Linked DNA regions of Homo sapiens: region 2 is linked to region 1. Evidence: read pairs that join two places in POLR2A ChIA-PET (ENCODE). Cell type or tissue: HepG2. All regions are shown on one strand. Each heading gives the region's core, and the rest is flanking DNA. Links, peaks and the distances in the headings are about the cores only.

Region 1 (15,736 bases), core at 7,646-15,645:
CTCAAGTGATCCTCCACCTTAGCCTCCCAAGTAGTTGGGACTACAGGCACGCACCACCACGCCTGGCTAATTTTTAATTTTTTTGTAGAGATGAGATCTCACTGTGTTGCCCAAGCTATTCTCAAACTCCTGGGCTCAAGCAATCCTCCTGCTACAGCCTCCCAAAGAGCTGGGATTACAGGTGTGAGCCACTGCCAAGGCTGTTTTGAGATTCCTGTTTTCACCTCAGAATCTCAAGTTCATTCCCTACAGGGGCCAGGCAGGAAACACAGGGCCAAGTGGGAACTGGAGGAGCTGGGCCAGTGCTGAGCTGTGAAAACCACACCTCATCCAGAGTTGGGAGTGCCTCTGAGCTCCAGCTCCTTGTGCCCATGCGGGAATGCTGGCCCAGCTTGTCCAATCCTCTGAGTTGCAAGAGGAGCCAGAAATCCAGTTTTTCTGGATGAATACTTAACCATTATTAAATCTGGGCTCAGATTTTTTTTAACCATGTTGTATAAGCCACACAAAACACGTACAGCTTCTGAAGTTGATCTTGTGGGAAGTTTTATCCTGAGGACAGCTAAGGTCAGGGAGAACAAAGAGGAGTGTGTTTCCTTTTCATGGGTCGACAGTTGTCTACCTGTATGGACGGGTGTGACTAGGAAAGGGGAGATTCCCAAGGAAAAATACCAAGACTCTGCTAGTCTAGAGATTGAAAAAAAAAGAAAGAAAAACCCCAAGACTATTTTGAGATGTGTGTTCTAATCTCAGGTAAATTACTCACTAAACTCTGGATTCCTAAAGAGTATAAAATGGTTGGCCGGGCGTGGTGGCTCACGCCTGTAATCCCAAAACTTTGGGAGGCCGAGGCTGGTGCATCACGAGGTCAGGAGATCGAGACCATCCTGGCTAACATAGTGAAACCCCATCTCTACTAAAAATACAAAAAATTAGCCAGGCGTGGTGGCGGGTGCCTGTAGTCTCAGCTACTCAGGAGGCTGAGGCAGGAGAATGGCGTGAACCCGGAAGGCGGAGCTTGCAGTGAGCCGAGATTGCATCACTGCACTCCAGCCTGGGTGACAGAGTGAGACTCTGTCTCAAAAAAAAAAAAAAAAAAAAGACCATGTGCTTAGTGCCAAGGGAAAAGACAGATGAGTGGATTAATTATTTCTTTTTTTTTTTTTTTAACAAACAAAATCTTGCTCTGTTGCCCAGGCTAGAGCGCAGTGGTTCAAACACAGCTCACTGTAATCTCAAATTCCTGAGCTCAAGGGATCCTCTCACCTTAGCCTCCTGGGTAGCTGGCACCATAGCTGTGTGCCACCATGCCCAGCTAATTTTATTAACTTATGTTTTTGTAGAGGTAGGGTCTTGCTATGTTGCCCAGGCTGCTGTTGAACCCCTGACCTCAAGTTAATTCTCCTGCCTCGGCCTCCCAAAGTGCTGGCATCACGGTCATGAACCATCGCTCCTGGCTCCTAATTCATTCTTCATAGGATACTAAATGATAATAACCAGTATGGAGAAAAGAGTAACAGGCTTAGAAACTAGGGCGAGGGATGCCCTTGTAGATAGGGCAGTTTTCTCTTAGGAGGTGATGCTGGAGCAGAGACCTGCATGAAGTGAGGAGCCAGCCCCGTGGTGACCTGGGGGAAGAATGTTCAAAGCAAAAAGAATAGCCAATGCAGAGGCCCCACAGCAGGAGTGTTCTAGATGTATTTGAGGAGCATCAAAAAGACCAGCTTGGTCTAACCATAGTGAGCAGAATGACCAGGGATGTGAGGATAGAAGGCTTGCCAGGTCGGGCACAGGGGTACACGCCTGGAATCCCAGCACTTTGGGAGGCCAAGAAGAGAGGATCACTTGGACCCAGGAGTCCAAGACCAACCTGGGCCACATAGTGAGACCTCATCTCTACAAAAAATTACCCAGGTGTAGTGGTGCACTCTTATAGTCCCAGCTACTTGGGAGGCTGAGGTGGGAGCATCACCTGAGCCTGGGGAAGTTGAGGTTGAGGCTGCAGTGAGCTGTGATCATGTTACAGAATTCCTTCAGTGCCACTTTGCCAGCCAGAAATCTCTGCAGCTGCCCTCACCTCTGTCGGGGCCTCGCTTGGGCCTTCTGGGCCCATTTGGCCCAGCAGGCTGCACTTGGCTCATGCCCACTTGGATCCCACACCTGCCATGGCTCCACACTCAGCCCATGGCTGGACTGGGTGTGCCACGAGTGGCTTCTGTGTTGGGTGCTGGCATCTAGATGAGGGGAACATGGTGGCACCCAAAAACTTGGGAAATACCATCAGTTGTGGAGCTCCAAGGGGTGTTATAGCTCTTGTTTGGGGAGTCCTGAGATCTGAGTCCCCAGCACTGTCTCAGCTCTTCACTCCTGTAGCTTGGTGAGTGGGAGCGTGTTACAGCTCTCTTTCTCCTGTAGTCTGGTGAGCGGGAGCGTGTTACAGCTCTTTTATTCCCGTCACCCGCAGCTTGGCGAGTTTTGGGTTCTTGTCCTGCAACCAAGAGGAATGAGGTGTGCAGGTACCATAGAGTGAGTAAGGCAGAGAAGAATTTTATTGAATGACAGAAGGGAAACTCTCCACTGCGAGAGGGGACCCTGAAAGTGGTAGCCATCTGTGAGGCTGAGTCTATCATTTTTATGGGCTTAGAATGGGGGCATGCCTGCCGATTGGTCCATGAGTGGTCTTGGAAAAAGGACCATTCAGTTGGTTAAAACATCATCCGGAAGGAACCAATCGAGAGAGTGGGTGAGACAGGGAAACAAGTTCTCACTCCAGTCATGGACTCTATCCTGACTTGACAGTTTGGTTTTCAGGCTGTCTTTGGCTTAGAAGTCAGATTTCACCAGGGACCTGTCCCTGACTGCCTAGGAATTTGTCTGTCTCCTGTCAGTCATGCCATTACACTCCAGCCTGGAGCGACAGTGTGAGACCCTGTCTCAAAAAAAAAAGGCTTTCCAGGAGCCAGATTACATGGTGCCTCACAGACCAAGATGAAGGCTTCAGTTTCACAGAGGATCTGCTACTTATCAGGTACCACGCCAGGCATGAGGGATACAGTGATGAACAACGGTGATGGTGGCGGGTCCCACCCTCGTGGAATTCCTGGGGCAGCATCATTGTGAGAATGAGGCTTGCAGCCCAGAGCTTGTCCCCCACCCTGGTGTTTTGGCGAGGCAGAGGGCAGGTATTCAGGCACCTCATGGTGGCTGACTTCTGGAGCACCTTACTTTGGGAGTCATTCTTTCTTTTTTAATTTTTTTCATTTTATTTATTTATTTATTTATTTATTTATTTATTTATTTATTGAGATGGAGTCTCGCTCTGTCGCCCAGGCTGGAGTGCAGTGGTGCGATCTCGGCTCACTGCAAGCTCCACCTCCCGGGTTCATGCCATTCTCCCGCCTCAGCCTCCCGAGTAGCTGGAACTACAAGTGTCTGCCACCAAGCCCAGCTAATTTTGTTTTTGTATTTTTAGTAGAGACGGGGTTTCACTGTGTTAGCCAGGATGGTCTTGATCTCCTGACCTCGTGATCTGCCCGCCTCAGCCTCCCAAAGTGCTGGGATTACAGACGTGAGCCACCGCGCCTGGCTATTATTATTATTTTTTTAGAGGCGGTGTTTCACCATGTTGCCCAGGCTGGTTTCGAACTCCTGAGCTCAAATGATCCACCTACCTCGGCCTCCCAAAGTGCTGGGATTACAGGCATGACCCAGCATGCCCAGCCTTTTAAAAATAATGACATATAAGCAAGGCGTGGTGGCTCTCACATGGGGTGGCTCTTGTCTGGGCAGGCGGATCACAAAGTCAGGAGTTCCAGACCAGCCTGGCCAACATGTTGAAACCCTGTCTCTAATAAAAATACAAAAATTAGTTGGGCGTGGTGGCACATGCTTGTAATCCCAGCTACTCAGGAGGCTGAGGCAGGAGAATTGCTTGAACCGGGAGGTGGAGGTTGCAGTGAGCCGAGATCGTGCCACTGCACTCCAGCCTGGGTGACAGAGCTAGACTCTGTCTTCGGGGAAAAAAAAATGACATATAATTCACATGATATGAAATTTACCATATCAAAGTGTACAATTCAGTGGTTTTCAATATATTTACTGTGTTGCGCAACCGTCACCACTAATTCCAGAACATTTCCATCACCCCTAAAAGAAACTCTTCCTTATTAGCAGTTGTTTTCCATTCTACCCTCTCCTACCACCTGGCAACTACTGATCTCTTTCTGCCTCCATGGATTTGCCTCTTCTGGACGTTTCATATGAATGAGATCATATAATATATGGCCTTCTGTGACTGGCTTCCTTCACTTACCATAAGCGCATCTGTGGGCTATCATGCTTCATTCCTTTTTATAGCCAAATAATATTCATCATATGGTTATACCACATTTTGTTTATTCATCACTAGTGAATGAGCATTTTAGTTACTCTGGTTTTTGGCTGTCCAATAAAACTCTATGAACATTTACATGCCAGAGTTTAAGTTAACATGTTTTCAGTTCTCCTAGGGGAGTCCCTCTTAAACCCTGGGGCATTCCAAGATACCACATTAAAGAGACTTGTTTAGCATTAGATCAGGAAGGGATCCCCCCAAATTTACCCGATTTAGCCCTCCTTTCTGACAAATGAAGAAATGGAGGTCCCATGAGAGGGAGCCAAGTAACACTGATAATCACAGATGGCTGGGTGCCATGGCTCACGCCTATAATCCCAACACTGGGAAGCCGAGGCAAGAGGATCACTTGAGCCCAGGAGTTTGAGACCAGCCTGGGCAACATAGGCAGACCTTGTCTCTATAGAAAACTTAAAAAAAGTTAGCCAGGCCTGGTGGCATGTACCTGTAGTCTCAGCTACTTGGGAGGCTGAGGTGGGAGGATCACTTGAGCCTGAGAGGTTGAGGCTTCAATTAGCCGAGAACGTGCCACTGCACTCCAACCTGGGCAACAGAGTGAGACCCTGTCTCAAATAAATAAATACATAAATACCAAAGCATAGAGAGCACCGGTCACAGGCCACTTGATGAGTACTTTACTTAGATCATCTTACTCTAGTCTCATGATGATCCTCATGAGAAAGTTACTACTTGTTTCCTTCTTTGACAGATGAGAACCCAGAGCCCAGAAAGATGACTTGCCCAAGATCTCTGAGCTGGCTGGTACGTTTGAACCCAGGCCCACTCAGCTCAGTTTGTGTTAGCATTGAGGGTAGCAAGGTGAACAATGTCCTTATCTTCCCAATTCCTTTGAAAGCTCTTTGAGGGCAGAAACACCATCTTCCAGTTCTTGTGTCCCTGTGCCCTCTCCTGAAAGCATTCATAATGAAATTTATCCTATGTAATCGGAGGGAATTGGACTTTGGGTTTGGGGTTTGGCTTACAGTAGATCATATTTAATCTATTCTATAGCATATATTGAAACTGTCCTAAATATACACCACTGGGCTAAGTGCTTATAAGCACTGACACATTTGTTCTCACAATTCCCTCTGCACAGGAGGCTGCTAGCTCCACTTTTCAAAAGAGGAAACTGAGGCTTAGAAAGATTAAGTCTAGCTGGGCATGGTGGCACATTCCTATAATCCCAGCTACTCGAGAGGCTGAGGTGGGAGGATCACTTGAGCCTAGAAATTGGAGACTGTAGTGAGCTATGATTGCACTACTGCACCCTAGCCTGAGTGACACAGCAAGACTCGCTCTCTACTAAAAAAATAGCCAGATGTGGTGATGTGCACCTGTAGTTCTAGCTACTCGGGAGGTTGAGGCAGGAGGGTGGCTTGAGCCCGGAAGTTCGAGGCTGCAGTGTGCTATGATCACACCACTGCACTCCAGCTGGGTGATAGAGTGAGACCCCATCTCTTAGAAAAAGAAAGGCTAAGTAACACAAACAGCAGTGTAATGAGTGGTTAAGAATATCGGCTCCGGTGCCCATTAGTCTGGGTTTGAAGCTGATCGTGCCCCTTCTACTCGGCCAGGTGACAAAGCATCTCTGTGCCTCAGTGTCCTCACAGAGTGGGGGAATAACCGCACCTACCTGGTAGGGTGGGTTTGAGGCTTCAGGGAAAAGTGTCTTTTATGGCACTCAGCACCCTGGTGCTCACACGTTGGTAGCACCTCAGGATCCCTTGTCACAGCTACTAAGTGGCAGAGCCATGAGTCCCACCAGGGCCTGATGGGCTGTTCTCTGAACCATGCTTTTTTCTCCTAAGTCAGCTGTTCCCAGGCCTGGGCTTGTTTCTCCCTCTCCAGGGAATCCCATCAGGGATTGAGAGGACATACAATTAGGGATGTGGACTTTGGAGCCCGTACACCTCCGTTTGCTCCTTAGTCCATGAGCCCATGCGACTTTGAGTGCTTCACCTCTCTGTGTTTTAACTTTTCATCTCTAAAAGGGACATTGGGCCGGGTGCAGTGGCTCACGCCTGTAATCCCAGCACTTTGAGAGGCCGAGGCAGGTGGATCACCTGAGGTCGGGAGTTCAAGACCAGCCTGGCCAACATGGTGAAACGCTGTCTCTACTAAAAATACAAAAATTAGCTGGGTGAGGTGGCACATGCTTGTAATCCCAGCTATTCGGGAGGCTGAGGCAGGAGAACCGCTTGAACTTGGGAGGTGGAGGTTGCAGTGAGCTAAGATTGCACCACTGCACTCCAGCCTTGGCGACATCAGAGCAAGACTCTGCCTCAAAAAAAAAGGCGGCGGGGAGGACATTGTACTAATGCCAACCTCATGGATTGTTATGAGGATTAAAGCTTTAATATGTGCATAAAGTGCTTAGAGCAATGCCTGAGAACGAGCGCTGTGTGCACCTTAGCTGTCATTATTCCCTGTGTTCCAGGCATCCCGCCTGATGAGAGCCCCCGCCGGGGCGGTCCTGCTGGGCCCTACCAGCAATCTCAGCGGTTGGAGCTGTATGCCCAGGCCACAGAAGCGCTGCTGAAGACCGGAGCTGCTTACCCCTGTTTCTGCTCACCCCAGCGGCTGGAGCTCCTGAAGAAGGAGGCCTTGCGGAACCACCAGACGCCCCGGTAAGAACCTCAGCTTGTTGCAGATGCCTCATCAACATTGGGTGTGTTTGTTACCTTGTGCTGCGTAAGAAATTCCCCTAAACATGTATTACCTCTCAGTTTCTGTGGGTCAGGCATCTGAGCGTGGCCTCACCTGTTTCTTTGGCTCAGGGATTCTCTCAAAGCCACAAGCAACTACAGGTCCTAGCCAGTCCTGGAGTTCTCTTAAAGCTTAGCTTGGGGAAGATCTACTTCCATCTCCTCTCAGAAGGCTATTGGCCAACCTCAGGTCCTTGCTAGCTGTTGCCTGGAGACATCAGTTCTTTGCCATGCGAGCCTCTCCATAGAGCAGCTTACAGCGTGGCAGCCAGCATTTCTCAAAGCCAGCCAAGGAGAGAGTGAGCACGTACGAGCTGGAGTCTACCTAGTTGTGGAAGCAACTTCTCACCACTTTTGTTTTATAGGCTATGTATTCCTTCTCTGGAACGCTTGGGACCAGAAGTGTTTTGGATTTCAGATTTTTTGCATATTGAAATATCTGCATATATATAATGAGATATCTTGGGGGTGGGACCCAAGTCTAAACATGAGATTCATTTATGTTTCATGTACGCCTTATACACATAGGCTGGAGGTGATTTTATGCAATATTTTAAATAATTTTGTGCACGAAACAAAGTTTTGACTATTTTGACTGTAGCCTGTCACATGTGTTTGGGTGTTGTATTTTCCACTTATGGCATCATGTCAGCACTCAAAAGGTTTCAAATGTCAGATCAGTTGTGGCTTTTTTTTTTTTTTTTTGAGACAGTCTCACTCTGTCGCCCAGGCTGGAGCGCAGTGGTGCAATCTTGGCTCACTGCAACCTCTGCCTCCTGGGTTCAAGCAGTTATCCTGCCTCAGCCTCCTGGGTAGCTGGGACTACAGGTGCCCGCCACCACACCCATTTAATTTTTGTATTTTTAGTAGAGACGGGTGTCACTGTGTTGGCCAGGCCAACCTCAGGTGATCCACCTTTCTCAGATTCCCAAAGTGTTAGGATTATAGGCGTAAACCACCGTGCCCAGCCAGATCAGGTTTTTTGGTTTTTTTTTTGTTGTTGTTGTTGTTGTTTTTTTTCATAGAGTCAGGGTCTTACTTTGTCACCCAGGCTGGAGTGCAATGGTGTGATGTTGGCTCACTGCAGCCTCCAACTCCTGGACTCACGCAGTGCCCCCATCTCAGCCTCCCAAGTAACTAGGACTGTACTCCTGGCTAATTTTTTTTTTTAAACTTTTCATAAAGATGGGGATCTCACTATGTTGCCCAGGCTGGTCTTGAACTCCTGGCCTCAAGCAATCCTCCCACCTTGGCCTCCTAAAGTGCTGGGATTATAGATGTGAGCCACTGCACCTGACTTTTTTTTTTTTTTTTTTTTGGTGAGACAGAGTCTTGCTCTGCTACCCAGGCTAGAGTGCAGTGGTGCAATCTCAGCTTACTGCAGTCTCCACCTCCCGGGTTCAAGGGATTCTCGTGCCTCAGCCTCCTGTGTAGCTGGGACTACAGGCACATGCCACCACACCTGGCTAATTTTTGTGTTTTTAATAGAGAGAGGGTTTCGCCATGTTGCCCAGGCTGTTCTCAAACTCCTGAACTCGAACAATCTTCCCACCTCAGCCTCCCAAAGTGCTGGGATTACAGGCGTGAACCACTGCACCTGGACCATTGGAGCATTTCAGATTAGGCATATTTGGCATTATTTTTGTTCATTAGACAAAAGTCACTAGGCCCAGCCCACACTCAAGGGGAGGGGACTACACAAGGACAGAAACACCAGAAGGCGAGAATGACTGGGGCTATGTTAGAAGCCAAGATTTGGTCTCAGAAAGTAATGTGTAAAGTAATTTTAATTATTTGTTATTTTTAATGAGCAAGGTCCACAGGCCGGACGTGGTGGCTCACGCCTGTAATCCCAGCACTTTGGGAGGCTGAGGTGGGTGGATCACGAGGTCAAGAGTTCAGGACCAGCCTGGCCAATGTGGTGAAACCCCGTCTCTGCTAAAAATACAAAAATTAGCTGGGCGTGGTGGTGCGCATGTAGTCCCAGCTGCTCGGGAGGCTGAGGCAGGAGAATCATTTGAACCCAGGAAGTGGAGGTTGCAGTGAGCCAAGACTGCACCACTGCACTCCAGCCTGGGCGATAGAGCGACACTGTCTCAAAAAAAAAAAAAAAAAAAAAGAAAAATGAAAGGTCCACAAAGGGCCAAGTATGGTGGCTCACGTCTGTAATTCCAGCACTTTGGGAGGGCGGAGGTGGGCAGATCACTTGAGGTCAGAAGTTCGAGACCAGCCTGGCCAACATGGTGAAACCCCATCTTTACTAAAAATACAAAAATTAGGCCTGGAGTGGTGGCTCATGCCTGTAATCCCCGTACGTTGGGAAGCCGAGGTGGGCAGATCACCTGAGGTCAGGAGTTCAAGACCAGCCTGGCCAATATGGTGAAACCCCATCTCTACAAAAATACAAAAATTAGCTGGGCATGATGGCGGGTGCCTATAATCCCAGCTACTTGGGAGGCTGAGGCGGGAGAATAATTTGAACCTGGGAGGCGAAGGTTGCAGTGAGCTGAGATCATGCCATTGTACTCCAGCCTGGGCAACAGAGCAAGACTCCATCTCCAAAAAAAAAAAAAAATTAGCTGAGCTTGGTGGTGCACGCCTGTAATCCTAGCTACCTGGGAGGTTGAGGCACTAGAATCGCATGAACCCAGAAGGTGGAGGTTGCAGTGAGCTGAGATTGTGCCATTGTACTCCAGCCTGGGTGACAGAGGGAGACTGTCTCAAAAAAAAAAAAAAGAAGATCCACAAAGATATATATTGAAAGAACTCTCTTCCAATCTTGACTCTGGCCACTCAATTCTGCTCTCCAGAGATAACCAGTGTTAAAATTTTCTTATGTCTCCTCCAGAGACATTCAGTACATATACCTATAAGTACATATTATTTTCTCTTTTTCCTTATTCACATGGTAGCATGCAATGTACTATGTACATGCTATGTGGTGCAATTTACCATGTCCGCTTACCATCTTGAGGATCAGATATCAGTCCATAATAATGCATAATATTCCATTTGTGGATATAACTTCATTTACTTAATCAGTTTCGTCTTAACAAACATTTATTTTTGTTTTGTTTTGTTTTGTTTTATGTTATGTTGTGTTATTTTAGAAATGGAGTCTTGCTCTATTCCCCAGGCTGGAGTGCAGTGGCAAGATCTTGGCTCACTGCAATCTCCATCTCCCAGGTTCAAGTGATTCTCTGGCCTCAGCCTCCCGAGTAGCTGGGATTACAGGTGCCCGCCACCACACCCTGCTAATTTTTGTATTTTTTTGGTAGAGATGGGGTTTCACCATGTTGGTCAGGCTGGTCTCAAACTCCTGACCTCAAGTGATCTGCCCAAGTGATCCTCAAGTGGCCTCCCAAAGTGCTGGGATTACAGGCATGAGCTACGACACTCGGCCTTAATAAACCTTTATGTTATTTATTTATTTATTTATTTTTTGGAGACGGAGTCTTGCTCTGTTGCCCAGGCTGGTGTGCAGTGGTGTGATCTTGGCTCACTGCAACCTCCACTTCCTGGATACAAGCAATTCTCCTGTCTCAGCCTCCTGAGGAGCTGGGACTAGAGGTGCATGCCACCACACTTGGCTAATTTAATTTTCTTTTATATTTTAGTAGAGACGGGGTTTCACCGTGTTACCCAGGCTGGTCTTGAACTCTTGAGCTCAGGCAATCCACCTGCCTCGGCCTCCCAAAGTGCTAGGACGAGCTCAGGCAATCCACCTGCCTCGGCCTCCCAAAGTGCTAGGACTACTGGCATGAGCCACTGCGCTCAGCCCAAACCTTTATGTTATTTCTAATATTTGGTTATAAAAGAAGAGAGCTGTGATGACTAATGTTGACATATGTCATTTTGCACTTGTGCAGTATGTTTGCTGAATACCTTCCTAGAGGTGGAATTGCAGAGTCGAGTTGTAGCTTTGATGGATACTGCCAAGTGGCTGGCCCTTTACTTGTTTACACTCCCATCTGCAATAGCATTGTAACATTTACATTGCAGTTCCAGTGAACTATTTGGTCAAGGGCTCAGCTGTTTGGCCAAGGTCATGACGTTTACGGTGACATTGCCTTTTTATTATAAACAATGTATTTGTCTCTTGACAGAATATTTTTTTTCTCATCTCATTCTGTGACCCAGGCTGGAGTGCAGTAGCATGATCACAGCTCATTGCAGCCTTGAATCTCCTGGGTTCAAGCAATCCTACATCCTCAGCCTCTCAAGTAGCTGTGACCACAGCCATGTACCACCACACACAGAGTGTTATGTTTTGTTTTGTTTTGAGATGGGGTCTCACTCTGTCACCCAGATTGGAGTGCAGTGGTGTGATATTGGCTCAAGGCAACTTCTGCCTCCTGGGCTCAAGCAGTCCTCTCATCTCAGCCTCCCAAACAGCTGGAACCACAGGTGTGTGCCGCCATGCCCGGCAAATTTTTTTTGTATTTTTTGGTAGAGACGGGGTTTCTCCGTGTTGCCTAGGCTGGTCTCAAACTCCTGAGCATAGGAGATCCACCCACCTCAGCCTCCCAAAGTGCTGGGATTATAGGTGTGAGCCATCATGCCCGGCTGGCACACAGCTAGTTTTTAAATTTTTGTAGAGATGGAATTCCCCTATTTTGCCCAGGCTGGTATGAAACTCAAGCGATCTTCCCACCTCAGCTTCCCAAAGTGCTGGGATTATAGGCATGAGCCACCATGCCTGGCCAACAGATTTTTTTTTTTTGTTAAATTATAGTCATGCCCTGTTGTGGAATCCTTGCAGCCATTTATTTATTTATTTATTTTAAGCTTTCAGGATTTGTATTAAATCCTAGTCTAATTTAACGGTATCTGATGTTACACACATCATCTCATGGTGAACGTGTTTAATAAGCGAAAGCAAATCAGACAGCTTATCTAAGTCGTTATTTTTTGTGGACTAAACAGTAAGGTAACAACTACCCAGAACCCTATGGGTCATGATGGACACTTGCTCAGTTTTCATACAAGCTGTGTTGGTTATCAAAGTATATCTGCTAATATTTAATAAAGTGAAATGTCATTGGGGTGGAAAAGTCAAGCCTAGACATTTGGTTGGAAAAGAACAGATCAAGTATGGATTTCACAAACCAAAAGTTTATAAACTCAATGCAATACAAGTCCTTTCTATTGTAAAAGCTTAGTTGAAACTAAAAGATCTGTAAAAACTATTACTTTGGGCCTTAAACAGTACTAGCTCTTATGAGCAAAAAAAGGACACAACTGCAGCCTGGGCAACGTGGTGAAACCCTATCTATATTAAAGTACAAAAATTAGCTGGGCTTGGTGGTGTGTGCCCATAATCTCAGCTACTTAGGAGGCTGAGGCAGGAGAATCAGCTGAACTAGGGAGATGGAGGTTGCAGTGAGCTGAGATTGTGCCACTGCACTCCAGCCTGGGAGACAGAATGAGACCCTGTCTCAAAAAAAAAAAAAAAAAAAAAAGGAGGGGGGCCATAACTGTTGAGAATGTATTACTTGGTTTTATTTTACATTAGGTGGTAGGTACAAAGCAATCCTTCTTAATAAAGCTGACAGTTAGCTTCCCTTAGGACTTTTTTTTCCAGACAGGGTCTTGCTGTGTCACCCAGGCTGGAGCGATGCAATCATGACTCACCACAGCCTTGACTTCCTGGGCTCAAGCAATCCTGCTTCAGTCTCCCAAGTGGGTGGAACTACACACATGTACCCACCATGCCCGGCTAATTCTTTTTTTTTCTTAAATTTCTAGTAGAGACAAGGTCTCGTTACCCAGGTTGGTTTTGAACTCCTGGGCTCAAGCAGTTCTCCTGCCTTGTCCTCCCGAAATGCTGGGATTACAGGAGTGAGCCACCGCACTTGGACAGAACATATTCAATAATGCACATTTAAAACAAGTATTCATCTTACAAGTTGTTCTGTAATCCAAACATATGACAGCTTGGAGAACAACATTTAGAAAACAGAAGCCAATGTAAAAAGACAGATTAATACAACTAGAAGCCAGGCACGGTGGCTCACGCCTGTAATCCCAGCACTTTGGGAGGCTGAGGTAGGCAGATCACCTGAGGTCAGGAATTCGAGACCAGCTTGGCCAACGTGGTGAAACCCCATCTCTGCTGAAATTAGCTGGGCATGGTGGCGTGCACCTGTAATCCCAGCTACTTGGGAGCCTGGGAGGCAGAGGCTACAGTGAGCCAAGATCACGCCGCTGCACTCCAGCCTGGGTGACAGAGCGAGACTCCATCTCAAAACAAAAAACAAAAAAACCCAACTAGGATAGTGTAGGTTTTGTATGGCTCAGACTTTACAGTTTTCTTACTGCATCATCAATGTATCGATTAGAATATCTGTTCCAGCTAGGTGCGGTGGCTCATGCCTGTAATCCCAGCACTTTGGGAGGCCAAGGTGGGCAGATTGCTAGAGCCCAGCCTTCGCAACATGGTGAGCCCCCATTTCTACTAAAAAAAATACAAAAATTAGCCAGGCATGGTGGTGCACGCCTGTAGTCCCAGCTACTTGGGAGGCTGAGGTGGGAGAATCACTTTACCCTTGGGAATGTCTAGGCTGCAGTGAGCTGTGATCACTCTACTGTACTCCAGCCTGGGTGACAGAGTGAGACCCTGACTCAAAAAAAAAAAAAAAGAAAGAAAAAGAAAAGAAAAGAAAGAAACCCTGTCTCTACTAAAAATACAAAAAATTAGCTGGGTATAGTCGTGCATACCTGTAGTCCTAGCTGCTCGGGAGGCTGAGATGAGAGAATCACATGAGCCCAGGAAGTCAAGACTGCAGTGAGCCATGATTGCACCACTGCATTCCAGCCTGATCAACGAGAGTGAGACCTTGTCCCCTGTCTCAGTAAATGAATGAATGAATGAATGTTTCTTCAGCTGGCCCCATTGCTGTGGATTTAAAGAAATACCTTTTCTTCCTGGTTTTATTTAACCTTTGAGATCCATCCAATAATCTCTAATACCATCAATTAGCACTTCCCCTTTAACATCCCAAACACTAAGGTACCTCATTTTCCCAATCTGAAACATGTTATCAGCTGAGTACAGTGGCCTGTAATCTAATCACAGCACTTTGGGAGGCTGAGGAGGGTGGATCACTTGAGACTAGGAGTTCGAGACCAGCCTGGGCAACATGGTGAAACCCCATCTCTATATGAAATTTAAAAAAGAAAATAAACATGTTATTATGTTTACTGCCGCTGCTCTGTTTGGAAGATGACAGAGCTCCCAAAGTTTTGCCAGTCTTTTGTTCCTTTACAAGTTTTTCTGGAGCAACTTACTTTTTCTTCTTTAACTTTTTGTCAAACTCACTGTCAGAATTCCTGCCAGAAGAGCTTGAAGAAACAAGTTCCTTTGATTCAGACATAATGCTGCCCTGCTTCTGCAGCTGAACACCCTCCTGTTCACTCATGTGCAACTGACTCATTTGTAAAAATTTCTTTTTTGGCCGGGCACGGTGGCTCACACCTGTAATCCCAGCACTATGGGAGGCCGAGGCGGGTAGATCACGAGATCAGGAGTTCGAGACCAGCCTGACCAACGTGGTGAAACCCCATTTCTACTAAAAATATAAAAATTAGCCGGTTGTGGTGGCAGGCACCTGTAATCCTAGCTACTCAGGAGGCTGAGGCAGGAGAATTGCTTGAACCCTGGAGGTGGAGGTTGCAGTGAGTCAAGGTCACGACACTGCACTCCAGCCTGGGTGACACAGCGAGACTCTATCTCAAAAAAAAAAAAAAAAAAGAAAAAAAAAGTTTTTTTTTTGAGACAGGGTCTCGCTGTGTCACCCAGGCTAGAGTGCAGTGGTGCCATCATAGTTTACTGCAGCCTCAACCTCCTGGGCTCCAGTGATTCTTCCACCTTGGCCTCCCACAGAGCTGGGACTACAGGAATGCACCACCACACCTGGCTGATTTTGTTTTGTTTTGTTTTGTAGAGACAGAGTCTCACTATGTTGCCCAGGCTGGTATTTTAAATTTTTAAATAAGAGACAGGATTTTGCTATGTTACCCACGCTGGTCTTGAACCCTTGAGGTCAGGCTGTCCTTCTACCTTGACCTCCCAAAACACTGGGATTACAGACGTGAGCAACTGTGTCCAGCCCTGTGCACCATTTATTGATTGATTGAACACTTAGCTGTGGCAAAGACTAACCTTACAAGCATTCCATCTGTGTCTCAGAACGCTTTTGGGTGCAGTTAGTGGAATACCCTGTTAGAAGGGACAAACGATACTTTAACTCACAGATGGATCACCTGGGGACCTAGTTAATGTTCAGATTCTGACTCAGTAGGTCTGGGGTGGAGCCTAAGAGTCTGCATTTCTGGCAGACTCCCAAGAGGCTGATGCTAGGGGCCCACAGACCACACTTTCAGTAGCCAGGGCATCAATCATAGACATTTGTCTTTTGATTCTGCACAAGGCTGGAGGTGGGTGACTCCAGGATGAGACTAGCAGTGTAGAGACACCAGGGCTCTATTTTGGCTTCTCTCTGACTTCATTGCCTTCCCTCCTGCAGTTGCAAGTAGCTGCCGCAGGTCCAAGCATGCTCCCCTTACAGGACAACATCCAAAGAGGACAGAAGTGGGGCAGTGGGAAATTTTAAGAAGGGATTTTCCTCCTGTG
Region 2 (15,736 bases), core at 2,916-10,915, 57 kb before region 1:
AGAATATCTGAATGACACTTAAAATGATTGCTTGTTTATGTCCAGACAGACTTATTTTTTATTCTAATGATGGTAGCACCACTGATCTTGGATGTACATTTATGTATACTTTGAGAAAAAGGGTTTTAGGTTGATTTTTGTAATTTCCCACATTTGTACATGTGCTTTTAAAGGTGTACATAAAGCTTCAAATGGCAATAAATATTTATTTTTATACATTCTGCTTGGCATGTTATTGTTTCCCATTCTTTCAAGATCATTTGCAGAAGCAAGAACTAATTATTATACAACCAGGATATTTAATCAATAGTCTTTGCCTAGTAAGTGTAAATTTCAGTTCAGTTAACTTACTACACTAATATGCAATATACTTTTTGTGCTATTTGTAATACTTTATTTTTACATACATACTAAAATAAAATGAAACCTACTAAAATATCCTAATTTAGGGATACTCTTACTCTTTTTCATTCTCATGCATCTTTCATGCCAGTGCTGCATTATCACTAGAGTCACCTTTTTTTGAGATGGAGCCTCACTGGTCACCCAGGCGGGAGTGCAGTGGCATGATCTCGGCTCATTGCAACCTCTGCCTCCCAGGTTAAGTGATTCCCCTGCTTCAGCCTCTCAAGTAGCTGGGATTACAGGCACCCACCACCACACCTGGCTAATTTTTGTATTTTAATAGAGATGGGGGTCTCACCATGTTGGTCAGGCAGGCCTTGAACTCCTGACCTCAAGTGATCCACCTGCTTTGACCTCCCAAAGTGCTGGGATTACAGGCATGAACCACTGCCGCTCTTTTTTTTCTTGGTTTTTTGTTTTTTGTTTTTTTTTTAGAACGGAGTCTCCCTCTATCACCCAGGCTAGAGTGCAGTGGGGTGATCTGGGCTCACTGCAACCTCCGCCTCCCAGGTTCAAGTGATTCTCATGCCTCAGCCTCCTGAGTAGCTGGGATTACAGGCATGCTCTACTATACCCGGCTAATTTTTATATTGTTTGTAGAGACAGGGTTTCACTGTGTTGGCCAGGCTAGTCTGGAACTCCTGACCTTAGGTGATCTGCCTACGTCGGCCTCCCAAAGTACTGGGATTACAGGGATGAGCTACCGTGCCCAGCCAAAGAAGATTATATTTTTTAAAGACAAATTTTTGGGCCGGGCGCAGTGGATCACGCCTGTAATCCCAGCACTTTGGGAGGCCAAGGTGGGCAGATCACTAGGTAAGGAGATCAAGACCATCCTGGCTAACACAGTGAAACCCCATCTCTACTAAAAATACACAAAATTAGCCGCGCATGGTGGCACACGCCTGTAGTCCCAGCTACTCGGGAGGCTGAGGCAGGAGAATCACTTGAACCCGGGAGGCGGAGGTTGCAGTGAGCTGAGATCACACCACTGCGTTCCAGCCTGGACAGAGCAAGACTCTGTCTCAGAAAAAAAAAAAAGACACATTTTTGGCCAGGTGCAGTGCTATAATCCCAGCACTTTGGGAAGCTGAGGCGGGTGGATCATAAGAGGTGGGTGGATCACACACACAAAAAAAGATACATTTTTATCATACTGTAGTTTTTGCTCATTTACAAATTCTGGTATTTTTTTAATTTTCTTTTTCAAAGGATGTCTATTATATTTTCTTTGAGACAGTCTCACTCTGTTGCACAGGCTGGAGTACAGTGGTATCACAGCTCACTGCAGTCTCAACTTCCCCACACTCAGGCGATCCTCCAACCTCAGCCTCCCCAGTAGCTAGGACTAAGGTATGGGCTACCATATCCAGCTAATTAAAAAAAAATTTTTTGTGAGACAGAGTCTCACCATGTTGCCCAGGCTGGTCTCGAACTCCTGGGCTCAAGCCATCTACCCACTGTGGCATCCCCTCCCAAAATGCTAAGATTACAGGTGTAAGCCTCCACACCCAGCCTCTTTTACAAATTCTATACCCACAATTTTTAACCTCAAATTATTTGCTAGTGTATCATAGATACTGGAGAACTTTTTGTAAAGATTTAATTTACTCATGAACCTTGAGAAACCTGTATTATTATCTTGATAATAACAAGAGTCAACAAAACTAAGGCACAAAGTAATTCTAGTCAGTAATGGTTGCACAAACTGAGCATCTGCTTGACACAGTAGGTATGTAAATCATTGCTGTGAGACCTCTGCCATTGAGAAGTACACAGTCTAGTGGGAGAGACTGTCGCATAAAGCAGTCAGGACTGTACTTTAAATTTAAGGGGTATGTTTCAGACCCGGCACGGTGGCACACACCTATAATCCCAGCACTTTGGAGGCCGAGGTGGGCAGATCATTTGAGGTTAGGAGTTCGAGACCGGCCTGGCCAACATGGTGAAACATTGTCTCTTAAATACAAAAAGTAGCTGGGTGTGGTAGCACACACCTGTAATCCCAGCTACTCGAGAGACTGAGGCAGGAGAATCGCTTGAACCTGGGAGGCAGACATTGCAGTGAGCAGAGATTGCACCACTGCACTCCAGCCTGGGCAACAGAGCGAGACTCTAATTAAAAAAAAAGGAAGCTAAAAAAAAAAAAATTTAAGGGATATGTTCCAGGTGCTATTATGGAAGCTCAAGGCTGAGCAGTTTGGACAACCCAGGAGTCCCAGAAAAACTTCATGGGAGATGGCAATTTAGCTGAGCCTTGCGGGATAAGTAGGTCAAAGCAGAAGCAACGGATATTCTGGGCAGAAAGGACAGCCTGGCCAAAATGGTGAAACCCAGTCTCTACTAAAAATACAAAAATTAGCCGGGAGTGGTGGCAGGCGCCTATAGTCTCAGCTACTCGGGAGGTTGAGGCAGAGAATCGCTTGAACCCAGGAGGCAGAGGTTGCAGTGAGCCAAGATCGCACCATTGCACTCCAGCCTGGGCGACAGAGCGAGACTCTGTCTCAAACAATGACAAAAAGAAAAAGTGTAACTGTAGGGGTGGGTTGCCCCTCCACACCTGTGGGTGTTTCTCGTAAGGTGGAATGAGAGACTTAGGAAAGAAAAAGACACAGAGACAAAGTATAGAGAAAGAAATAAGGGGACCCGGGGAACCAGCGTTCAGCATATGGAGGATCCCGCCAGCCTCTGAGTTCCCTTAGTATTTATTTATCATTCATGGGTGTTTCTCGAAGAGGGGGATGTGTCAGGGTCACAAGACAATTGTGGGGAGAGGGTCAGCAGACAAACACGTGAACAAAGGTCTTTGCATCATAGACAATGTAAAGGATTAAGTGCTGTGCTTTTAGATATGCATACACATAAACATCTCAATGCTTTACAAAGCAGTATTGCTGCCCGCAGGTCCCACCTCCAGCCCTAAGGCGGTTTTTCCCTATCTCAGTAGATGGAGCATACAATCGGGTTTTATACCGAGACATTCCATTGCCCAGGGACAGGCAGGAGACAGATGCCTTCCTCTTGTCTCAACTGCAAGAGGCATTCCTTCCTCTTTTACTAATCCTCCTCAGCACAGACCCTTTACGGGTGTCGGGCTGGGGGACGGTCAGGTCTTTCCCTTCCCACGAGGCCATATTTCAGACTATCACATGGGGAGAAACCTTGGACAATACCTGGCTTTCCTAGGCAGAGGTCCCTGTGGCCTTCCGCAGTTTTTGTGTCCCTGGGTACTTGAGATTAGGGAGTAGTGATGACTCTTAAGGAGCATGCTGCCTTCAAGCATCTGTTTAACAAAGCACATCTTGCACCGCCCTTAATCCATTCAACTCTGAGTTGACACAGCACATGTTTCAGAGAGCACGGGGTTGGGGGTAAGGTCACAGAATCTCAAGGCAGAAGAATTTTTCTTAGTACATAACAAAATGGAGTCTCCTATGTCTACTTCTTTCTACACAGACACAGTAACAATCTGATCTCTCTTGCTTTTCCCCACATGTAACAGCTTGTCTATGAAAGGTAGGAGGAATGGTATTAGAGATCTATAAAGGGTCAGCGGAGGGTCCTCTTACTTTGTTTTTAGGCTAAGAGGAACTTTGATGTGTTTATGGGTTCAGGAGAAAGAGCCAGAAGAGAGACCTTTGAGATGTAGGGAAGAAGAGCTAACTGGTGGTATAAGGTCCCATTGGGAATAAGAGGGGATGAGACTACCGTGCAAATGGGCTGGCAGAGGGAGCGATCATGGTGGGTTGGTGGGATAGTTTGTGCTGGGAAGCTGACAGCTTTTATGCTTATCCATCCTTTGATGGGAATGTTACTGAAAAGCACCGGTGTTGTCTTTTAACTCTTCCTCATCTGCTAAGGATGTGATCTTAATATTGGGACTTTTACCCTACAGGCCATGTAGGCTGATATTTTGTCTTTATTTGTTTGCTGAAGGGAAAAGTAGCTCTCCCAAATTATTTAAATAAGAGATGATTTGTTATGTTTTACCAAAAGGATTAAATGTAACACTGAGGCCGGGTGCAGTGGCTCACGCCTGTAATCCCAGCACTTTGGGAGGCCGAGGCGGGCAGATCATGAGGTCAGGAGTTTGAGACCACCCTGGCTAACACGGTGAAACCCCATCTCTATAAATACATACATACATACATATATACATACATACGTGTAACACTGAAAGACTAGATAGGTCATGGGAAGAGATGGCCCCAATTGTGAACTTAGTAGGATTAGGTTCTTCCTAAGCTAAGAGCTACATTTTTTTGGGAAACAGAGTCTCACTCTGTTGCCCAGGCTGGAGTGTAGTGGTGTGATCATAGCTCACTGCAGCCTTGACCTCCTGGGCTCAATTGGTCCTCCCACCTCAGCTTCCCAAGCAGCTGGGACCACAGACATGCATCACCATGCCTGGCTAATTTTTTAAATTTTTTATGGAGACAAGGTCTCCCTGTGTTGCCTAGGTTGATCTCAAACTCCTGGGCTCAAGCGATCCACCTCCCTTGGCCTCCCAAAGTGCTGGGATTACGGAGGTGAGCCACTGAACCAGGCTTGCCTGTCTGGCTTGCTCACAGTTGCAGCCTCAACAATTAGTACGTAACAGATACTCAATTTTTTTTTGAGACTTTTTTGAGATGGAGCTTCACTCTTGTTGCCCAGGCTAGAGTGCAATGGCGCGATCTCAGCTCCCTGCAACCTCTACCTCCCGGGTTCAAGCAATTCTCCTGTCTCAGCTTCCTGCCTCCTGAGTAGCTGGGATTACAGTCACCTGCCACCACACCCAGCTAATTTTTGTATTTTTAGTAGAGACGGGGTTTCACCATGTTGTCCAGGTTGGTCTCAAACTCCTGACATCAGGTGATCCACCTGCCTCAGCCTCCCAAAATGCTGGGATTACAGGTTTGACCCACCATGCCTGGCCCCCAGACACTCGAGTTTTAAAGGAATGCTATAATAAATAGAAATTATTTTACAACAGTGGGATGAAACTATGTTTTTTTTGTTTTCGTTTTTTTTTTTTGAGATGGAGTCTTGCTCTTTTGCCAGCCTGGAGTGCAGTGGCGCAATCTCGGCTCACTGCAACCTCTGCCTCCCAAGTTCAAGCGATTCTCCTGCCTCAGCCTCCTGAGTATCTGGGACTACAGGCGCGCACCACCACACCCAACTAATTTTTGTATTTTTAGTAGAAATGGGGTTTCACCATGTTGACCAGGATTGTCTCGATCTCTTGACCTCGTGATCCACCCACCTTGGCCTCCCAAAGTGCTGGGATTACAGGTATGAGCCACCGCGCCTGGCAGCATACCATTACATTTTATTTTACTTGGATTTAACAAAAATAAAAAGAAATTGAGGTAAAACTGGTGACATTATTGGATCATTCATTCAGGCAGATTTCAGAATTTGGAGTCATTATCCCGTGTGTTTCCATTTCAGTCAATATCCTTTAGCTCCCTGCTTAGAAATAGGAATTAGCCTTCTTAAACTCCTCCCTCGCTTACCTATTTTTGTTAGCTATTGTAAGGAACATGGCTGTGCTTTGGTCAAGGATAGGCCAAGGTAAGATGTTTACATCCTGCGTGACTCAGCAAGTTTAGACAGAGGCGTATAACTCCACTTGTTATCACAGCCATGTAGGCATAACATGGGAAGGTCATCACTTGGCTCTAAGCCACTATTTTCTGTAAAAGGTATAATTGCCCTGCTGATACTGTACAGGCGTTCGTGCCCAGAGAAAGAGAGAGCCAGAGCTGTCAGTCTTTGCAGACAGACAGGGGGAGCCAGATCACAGCTGAGAGAGAGTTAAGCTGCTGACCCTGAAGGCAAGGGAGAGCCAGCCTCGCAGTTGTGTGGGGGAGCCATGGGACTAAGCAGCTGAGACAAGGCAGACAGTGTGAGAGAACTAGTGTAAGTAAGCTGCTGATGAGAGCTGCTGCTGAATAAAATCATCTTTCACCTGCCTACCGTCCCCTGAGTGTTCTTTCAGCTATCTGTTCATCCACCCACTCCCCTCAGACCTCGATATGGGCTGGAACCTGGCTGTGGGCATGACAGTTGGCATAGTCGTGGACCTGACAGCTATATTATACACTGTCAAGTTTTAAAACATGTATATTGTTTTAATCGTAATTCTCACATTTATTAGTCTTAGGTATTGAAATTGATTATTTTTTCACATTATTATATATATTTTTTTACCTATTCAATAAATGTTAATACTTGTGGAAGAATTGTGGAATCAAAACTTTGTCCTTTTTTTCTTTTAATCTTTTTTGTAATAGAGACGGAGTCTTGCCGTGTTGGCCAGGTTGGTCTTGAACTCCTGAGCTCAAACAGTCCTGCCACCTTGGCCTCCCAAAGTGCTAGGATTAAAGGCGTCAGCCACCGCACCCGGCCCCAAACGTTTAAACAGATGTATTTCAGAACTTTCAGATAAAAAATGAAAGTAGGTTTCTCGTGCCGTGTCGTTTAGGGAAAGACGGCGACGTCTGCACAGTTTAGTTGTGACACCAAGCAGTTGTTCGTCCCCGAACCTGGATGGGCTCCGAGGGCGCAGTGCCTCCAGGAGCCGCCAGGGGCCGCCACCGCCGGCGGTGCCCGACAGCGCTGCCGTGTGCGTCGCCTGCGCGCCGCCGGAAAGGAACCCTGGTCCGGAGGCGGCGGCGCAGTGCATCCTGGGTTGGCGTAGCCATGGCGTCTCGTGTCCTTTCAGCCTATGTCAGCCGCCTGCCCGCGGCCTTTGCGCCGCTGCCCCGGGTCCGGATGCTGGCCGTGGCCCGGCCTCTCAGCACCGCTCTCTGCTCCGCGGGGACCCAGACGAGGCTCGGGACTTTGCAGCCGGCCTTAGTGCTCGCGCAGGTGACTCGTGGTGACTTTGCTGCCGCTTGGCAAGGGTCAGGGATTGGGCCCGGTGGGGGTGGGGGCCGGGCATCCGGGGCGCGCCAGCTGCAGGCAGGGGTGACCCGGGGGGCAGCCGGCTCGCTCCGCAGCCCCGCTGCCTAAAGGTGTTTAGTTGACCCCTGACGGGAGGCCGGGTGACCTCGTAATAACGAGCAAGAGCACTGACTCGAGTCCAGCACTGCTGGGCTGCCGCTTACCGAAACTTTGGACAAGTCTCCTAGCCTGGCTCACACTCACCTGCAAAATTGGGATCCTGGTCTCTACCTTGCGGAGTAGCAATGAGGATTAGATGAGTTAATGCGGCTAGAGCACCTCGTACGGTCTCAAAATAGCGGTCACCGTATTGTAGTGAAAGCAGCATGCAAAGAGGCAGCCACACTGGCCTACAGCCTTCTCCAGAGCGGTTTTCTCTCTGCAGTTCTGTCCTTACTCTTCCCTGCAGCACCTTCTGCCTGTGTCCAGGACTCCTGGAAGTAATTCTAGGAAACAAGCCAAGTGACCTTTGACCAATAAGGATTTGAATTGCGCGGGTCCACTTATATGCGGATTTTTTTTCAACCAAACGCGACCAGTATTTACGGGATGTGCCGCCCCGCGTATAAGGAGGGCAGGCTCTTCCTATAAGCGGATTCTGCAAGGCTGACTGCGGGACGTGAGTGTGCGGGGATTTGGGTATAGTCGGGGGTCCTGGAACCAATCTGCGCAAATACCAAGGAACGACTGTACCTGTAGTATATAGCTTGAGCTGATGAAATCTGCGTGAGGCTGAAACGCCGGGAGGCAGTGATTTCGGTGTTGTTGTTGTTGTTTTTGAGACAGAGTCTCGCTCTGTCACCCAGGCTGTAATGCAGTGGCGTGATCTCAGCTCACTGCAACCTCCGGCTAACGGCAACCTCCGCCTCTCAGGTTCAAGCAATTCTCCTCCCTCAGCCCCCCCGAGTATTTGGGACTACAGGCGCCCGCCACCATGCCCGGCTAAGTTTTGTATTTTTAGTGGAGACGGGGTTTCATCATATTGGCCAGGTTGGTCTTGAACTCCCGACCTCGCAATCCACCCGCCTCGGCCTCCCAAAGTGCTGGGATTACAGGCGTGAACCACCGCGCCCTGCCTTTTTTTTGTTGTTTTCTAAGTTCTCCAGATGACTCTGAAGTGCAGTTGGGAATAAAAATAACCGTCTTAAGGTAGGATAGACTCCCAAGGTCAAGTTATGAAACCCCTTTTCAAAGTCATAGACTTCAGGTAATAGTGGTTTCAACCTTGACTGCATGTTAGTGTGAAAAATAAGTGTGTCTGGCCAGGCGTGGTGGCTCACGCCTGTAATCCCAGCACTTTGGGAGGCCGAGGCGGGCGAATCGCTTGAGCCCAGGAGTTTGAGACCCTCCTAGGCAACATGGTGGAACCCCGTCTCTACAAAAAATACAGAAATTAGGCCGGGCGCGGTGGCTTATGCCTGTAATCCCAGCACTTTGGGATGCCGAGGCGGGCGGATCACGAGGTCAGGCGATCGAGACCATTCTGGCTAACACAGTGAAACCCCGTCTCTACTAAACATACAAAAAATTATCCGGGCGTGGTGGCACGCGCCTGTAGTCCCAGCTACTCAGGAGGCTGAGGTGGGAGGATCGATTGAACCCAGGAGGCAGAGGTTTTAGGGAGCTGAGATGATGCCACTGCACTCCAGTCTGGGAGGCAGACCGTCTTAAATAAGCCAGCCAGCCCGTGCCAGATCGACAGAATCTAGAAGTGAGTACTAGGCGACTATTTTTAGAAGTCATCAAGTGTTTCTTTTGTGAAGCCAGTGTTGCTGTTCACTGACAGTGTAATGGATTCATTCATTGGGCACTGCCCTGTTGGCTGTATCAAAAGGTGAAAAGTGTCACCTTGAAATTAAGGGTTAAAGGCCAGGCGCGATGGCTCACGCCTGTAATCCCAGCAGTTTGGGAGGCCGAGACGGGCGGATCACGAGGTCAGGAGATGGAGACCATCCTGGCTAACACGGTGAAACCCCGTCTCTACTAAAAATACAAAATAATTAGCCGGGCGTGGTGGCGGGCGCCTGTAGTCCCAGCTACTCGGGAGGCTGAGGCAGGAGAATGGCATGAACCCGGGAGGCAGAGCTTTCAGTGAGCCGAGATCGTGCCACTGCACTCCAGCCTGGGCGACAGAGCCAGACTCCATCTCAATAAATAAATAAATAAATAAATAAATAAATAAATAAATAAATAAATAAGGGTTAAAAAGGCAGTAGTTAGAATTGATGAGTGTCTGGTTCCTAAGATTGATTTCAACATTGGGCTAAAATGTGAAGTGACTGTCTTTGTTCTTACAGCATTGATTCTCAGTTGATTGGACATACAGATCACTTAGGCTGGAATACAGATTCTGATTCAGTTCTGGGAAGGGGCCAGAGAGTTTCCACCTCCAGTGGGCTTCCAGAAGATCCTGCTGCGGGTGTTCCTTGGACCATGCTTTGAATGGCAAGGAGCTCAGAAATGTTCCACTATGGCGGCTTGGCTTGCATATATAGCAGAGGAACCATTTTATTTATATTTACAAAGTGGTTTTGACTAAGTTCATTCAAAGATATTGAGGGCCAGCTGTGTGCCAGGACTCATGCTAGCTGTTGAGAGATACAGAGATGGATACAAAAGGAAGACATTAGCTTACATCTTCATTGAACGCTTTGCAGCCCTTATGTCCAACTTGCTGGCTCCTTCTCTGCTGCTGTCTTCTTCCCTAGGCTGTTGTGACACTGTTCTCCCTTGGTTGGTTTGTCCTCCTACCTTGTTGGGACACTTTGCCTTTCAGGCTGGAGTGCAGTGGCATGATCGTGGCTCACTGCAGCCTTGACCTCCTGGACTCAAATGGTCCTCCTGCCTCAGCTTCCTGAGTAGCTGGGACTACAGGCATGAGCCACCACCCCTAATTTTTTGATGTCTGTCTTCTTTTTAGAGACGGAATCTCCTTATGTTGCCTAGGCTAGTTGTGAACTCTTGGGCTCAAGCAATCCTCCTGCCTCAGCCTCCCAAGTGCTGGGATTACAGGCATGAGCCATCACACCTGGTGTGCCTAACCCTTAAATGTTGGTGGGCTCCCGAGTTCTCTTACCACACATGCTCCCTGGACTCTTCACTCCTGGTTTCTGTTATTGCTGTATATCCCAGACCTCCGCCTCCAGTCCTTGTTCATCTCATTTGGACCATTGCTCATGCTACCTATTCCCTGCTGTGAAATTTCCTCTCCTCAAATCCATCCACTATGCCAACTTCAGAGCAACTAGTCACTCATTTACACCCTTTTTCCCAAAAGGAGCTAAGGCAGTTTTCCTGGGTATAAAAATACCAGATGATATAAAATAGAAGGTAAGGAAAAAACAAAAAAACAAAAACCAAGGGCAATGGCCTAAAATGCAGCCTGGAAGTCTTATACTTGATCCAGGTAGGCCCCGAATCTACACTGTCTAGCAGATGGAGCACAAAGATAATTTCCAGCAGTTCTATGGGGCATGGTACGCAGATGAAGACAGCACTTGTACAAAAAAAAGCTAGCTATTCCAGGACTGGGACCAGGACCAGACAAAGTCCCAGTCCCTTCCCATGGCCCTTAAGGCTCTGCAGACCTGGGCCCTCCCTCTTAGCCTCCAAGCCTGTCATCTGTGTACCATCTCCCAACATGAGCTGATGTCTTCTCACATAGACACAGGCACTGCACTTTCATGACTTTTTTTTTTTTTTTTTTTCCAGACAAGGTCTCTGTCACTTAGGCTGGAGTGCAGTGGCATGATCATATATCAGTGCAGCTTCAAACTCCTGGGCTCAAGCAATCCTTCTGCCTCAGTCCCTTGACTAGCTGGGATAACTGGCCTGCGCTACCACGCCTGACCTCATTTCGTTTTCTTGACCTGTTCTTCCCTCTCCTTGAATTATCAGTCTCAGCTCTTTTCCTCACCAAATCCAAGTCTGGCATCCTCCTTTCCGGCCACTCAAGGACTGAGTGACAACTTTTGTTATTGCATCAGCCTACAGATACTTCTGTCATGGTGCTTGCCATATTTTTATTTCAACTAAAATGATCTGTGGATTGGTCTTTTCCATTAGAGTGTAAGCTTCTTTTGGGGGAAGGTTGTGTCTTATTCATCTTTGCATTTCCAGCCCATTGCACAGTTCTTGGCACACAGGTAAAGTTCCCAGGCTTCTGAGACAGTCGTGTAAATAAAGGCAAGGCATTGTGAAACAGGTGTGTGTAGTGCAAAAGCAAAAAGAGATACTTGACCAATCTCTCAGTGAACGTGATCTTGAAGGCCTGTGCAGAGGCCAGGAAGAGCCTGGCACTTACCTCCTTGTGGTTGACTCTTAGGGTGTCTGGAAGGGAACATTGTTGGGGGGAAGAGAGTGAGCATATCATGAAGGGAGCTGTATGCTGCAGCGAGGAATTGTGGGTATTCTCTGCAAAGGTCATAGGGAGTGAACATGAAACAGGGCTTATTGAAGGAATAAGCCCCAGGTGGCGGAGAAGGAACAGAGGTCTGTAAGCAGGAGTTTTGGAGACAGGTCAGGAGTTCATTTCCAAACTGTTGAGTTTGAGAGGTCTGGGCTGCCTGTGTAGAGTGGACCAGTCGGCAGTTTGTAGAGACGGCCTTTAAAGCCCTCTCCTTAGCCTCCTCTGAGTTTGCCTCAGGCAGAAGTGAGCCCCAGTGGAGTACCGGGATTCTGATGGAACCTCATCTGTTTGAATTACTAGCCCAGAGGGTCATCACTCTTTACCTGCAAACAGTACCTTCTCTGATGTCTGGGAGAGGTGGTTTATTTCCCATATACTTGTTAAGTGTAGATCTTGGGGAAGAACAACTAACACCAGAAACATCACATGTTGGCTGTTGGGGAGGTGCTTGTCCATTTTGTATCCCTTTTATTTTTTCCCAATCAACAGAGATCCAGTTAGAAGGAGCAGCAAGACCTTCCAGGAGGCCATGCTGGAAGGACATGGGGTGAGGAGGATACCTAACCTTCCCTTGCCTCAGTTTCTCATCTGTAAAAAGGAGGGTGATAGTATCATGGATCTCACCAGAATACTGGAGAGCTGAAGAAAGATGATGTGTGTAAAGTGCAATATCATAGCCTGAGCTGATAAGAAATTAATGGAGGCCGGGACGTGGTGGCTTATGCATGTAATCCCAGCACTTTGAGAGGCTGAGGTGAGTGGATCACTTGAGACCAGGAGTTCAGGACCAGCCTGGCCAACATGGTAAAACCTCATCTCCACTAAAAATACAGAAATTAGCCAGGCATGGTGGTGCACGCCTGTAATCCCAGCTACTTGGGAGGCAGAGGCATAAGAATCACTTGAACCTGGGAGGCAGAAGTTGTGGTGAGCCAAGGTCACAACACTGCACTCCAGCCTGGGCAACACAGTGAGACTCTGTCTGAAAAAAAAAAAAAAAAGAGACCAGAGGCAGGAGCATGAGAGGGTAGTAGGATCAAGTATTTTGGGGCTACGCTACAGCCAAGGTATCAAACTAGCTGCTGCTGGTCATTGTTCTCAGGATCCTACTAAATAACCCTAAATAGCACTTACTGTGTTAAGTGCCAGCCAATGTCCAAGCCTTTACTTCATCTCACTGATGCTTCACAACAGTCCTGTGAGTGTGGTACTGTTGTTTATCCCCATTTTACAGATGAGGAAACTGAGATGTAGAAGGTTAAGTAACCCACCCAAGGCCAAACAACTAGTGAGAGCCAGCACCATGGTGCAGGCATAGGTGGTCTAGTTTCAGCGTCTGAGCTCTTGCCCACTAACTTACTGCCTCACGCTGATCCTGATGCAGCACCCACTCTAGATTGGCATGTGGCCTCCAGTCAGAGACTCGTTTAATTTAATCACATGGTGCCCACCTGGCCCTTGTAGGTACTTGCTGGAGCTGCTGAGGACAATGCTGACAACCTAGTTGGCCTCATGGGTAGTTGTGTACGAACATAGAATATACCCTCACCAGGGGTCTTGCTTTGTTGCCCAGGTTGGTCTGGAACTCCTGGGCTCAAGCGATCCTTCCACTTTGGCCTCCCAAAGTGTTGGGATTACAGGCGTGAGCCACCACACCTGGCATCGTACCATTTCTTTTTTTTTTTTTTTTTTTTTTTCTTTTTGGAGACAGAGTCTCACCCTGCCGCCCAGGCTGGAGTGTAGAGCCATGATCTCAGTTCACTGCAACCTCTGCCTCCTAGGTTCAAGTGATCCTCCCACTTCAGCCTCCTGATTAGCTGGGATTATAGGCACACGCCACGATGCCCGGCTAATTTTTGGACTTTCAGTAGAGATGGAGGTTTCACTGTGTTGGGCAGGCTGGTCTTAAACTCCTGACCTCAAGAGATCCGCCCACCTTGGCCTCCCAAAGTGCTGGGATTACAGGCGTGAGCCACCACACCTGGCCTCGTACCATTTCTTGATAAGCACACAGCCTCTGTTAGATCCCTCCAACTGAAATTTCTTTTCTGCCATTGCCATATTACCTCATTTCTTCTCCCCCTTTCTCTTTATTCCTTTCTTCTCCATTTTATTTGTGACTTGGAAACCTATTTGAGTCATTGTTAAGTAGGCCGGTCATGTGCCTGTATAAAAGGTCTCCTTAACCCATGTATAATACGAAAGGAGACTAGACATTTAGACAAAGAAACATGCTCTAAAACTCTTGAAAGTACTCAGAAAGGCTCGTTAGAATATCTATCATACTCTCCAACTCATCTCTTTAGTTTGCTGATTAAACCTGATTTTTTTTTTTTTTTTCTTGAGACGGAATCTCACTCTGTCACCCATGCTGGAGTGTAAATGGCATGATCTTGGCTCACTGCAACCTCCGACTCCCAAGTTCAAGCGATTCTTCTGCTTCAGCCTCCTGAGTAGATGGGATTACAGGCACATGTTACCACGCCCAGCTAACTTATATTTTTGGTAGAGACGGGGTTTCTCCATGTTGGTCAGGCTAGTGTCGAACTCCTGACCTCGTGATCCGCCTGCTTCGGCTTCCCAAAGTGTGGCAATTACAGGTGTGAGCCACTGCGCCCAGCCTAAACCTGATTTTAATAACTGACTTCTTTTTCTTTTCTTTTTTGAGACAGAGTCTCGCTCTGTGGCCCAAGGTGGAGTGCAGTGGCACAGTCTCGGCTCACTGCAACCTCTGTCTGGGTTCAAGCAATTCTCATGCCTCAGCTACCTGAATAGCTGGGATTACAGGCACACACCACCACGCCCAGCTAATTTTTGTATTTTTAGTAGAGACGAGGCTTCACCATGTTGGCCAGGCTGGTCTCGAACTCCTGGCCTCAAGTGATTGGCTCACCTCGGCCTCCCAAAGTGCTGGGATTACAGGTGTGAGACACACATCGGCCCAATACCTGTTCTTTATGCAAGATGAATGTTTCTTCTACAGAGGTTATACTGGTTTGGTTCTCTGGGCAGTATTTATTATGATTTTTCATGGACCTTTGTGAGTTTCAGGGACCTGAGCCCTAACAAGCAGCCCCACTTTCTATAGGGAAATGCCTGAAGAACGCCAAGCCTCGGACTTAAAATCAACTTCAGGAGGTAAACAAACCAATTTAGATTAGGGATTTCTTTCTTTTTCTTTTTTTTGAGACGGAGTCTTGCTTTGTCGCCCAGGCTGGAATGCAATGGCGCAGGCTCGGCTCACTGCAACCTCTCCTCCCACATTCAAGCGATTCTCCTTCCTCAGTCTCCTGAGTAGCTGGGATTACAGGCGCCCACCACCACGCCTGGCTAATTTTTGTATTTTTAGTAGAGACGGGGTTTCACCATGTTGGCCAGGCTGGTCTCGAACTCCTGACCTCAGGTGATCTGCTCACCGTGGCCTCCCAAAGTGTTGTGATTATAGGCGTGAGCCACCACGACTAGCCAGATTAGGGATTTCAGTAGTGAGCAAAACTGCCAGATACCCTGTTTTGTTTTCTCTGATTCTGCGTCGTACCTTCCACAGCATTAAACCCCCTGACCTGTAATTGCAGCTCATTCCACATTTGTTGAATGAAATCTGGTCAATACCCTAATACCTAAACATTGAGCCGACTAATACCAGAGATACGTGAGGTATTGCTCTAACATGGCACAGGCCAGAAGGGCTCATGGTTTGGCTGGTGGCCATGAGGCAAGCCTCGCTGGAAGGGAAACAGATTGGAATGTAGTGACTGTAAGCTCCCTCATCCCCTCTTTGGGTGGGAGGCCAGCTTCCTTTGTCCTGGCTGAGATCAGGGAGATAACTGCTGGAACCAAACTAGACCTTTCTGGTGTATGGTCCTCAATTTGAATTGCCTTTGGGTTTACCATGACAGCTCTTTCCTTTTGGGTTATTTTGACTTGGGTCAGCCTATTAAAGGTGGCAGCACCCTGTAGAGGCCTCGGGATGCTGAAGATGCCATGAGAAGA

Evidence for each region. Peaks named below come from ENCODE experiments on the same cell type or tissue, not always from the same donor. Only the 100,000 strongest peaks of a DNase experiment are listed, where the experiment ranks them.
Region 2: POLR2A ChIA-PET joins it to region 1 with 14 read pairs; 3 of 35 experiments call an interaction of 5 or more read pairs at or near these places.

Annotation. Positions count from the first base shown.
Region 1 is chr16:23,535,801-23,551,536 of GRCh38, reverse strand. It overlaps EARS2 (glutamyl-tRNA synthetase 2, mitochondrial), which reads left to right. Exons shown (of 9, transcript NM_001083614.2): 3 at 6,834-7,023. It also overlaps the pseudogene SUB1P4. Among named protein-coding and RNA genes, the nearest start is that of EARS2, 14 kb to the left of the region's middle. RefSeq lists enhancers at 12,635-12,929, 12,530-13,029, 13,030-13,531. In HepG2, for the core only: no CTCF peak of the experiment used is centred there; DNase peaks (open chromatin) are centred at 11,046, 12,726 and 13,896.
Region 2 is chr16:23,587,647-23,603,382 of GRCh38, reverse strand. It overlaps NDUFAB1 (NADH:ubiquinone oxidoreductase subunit AB1), which reads left to right and starts at 7,067. Exons shown (of 5, transcript NM_005003.3): 1 at 7,067-7,260. The coding sequence starts at 7,093. PALB2 (partner and localizer of BRCA2) reads left to right here. Exons shown (of 13, transcript NM_024675.4): 13 at 1-218. RefSeq lists silencers at 7,320-7,409, 9,155-9,331. In HepG2, for the core only: CTCF peaks have their summits at 6,174 and 6,994 (motif pointing right); DNase peaks (open chromatin) are centred at 6,172, 7,032 and 7,802; H3K4me3 peaks cover 2,257 bases; H3K27me3 peaks cover 452 bases.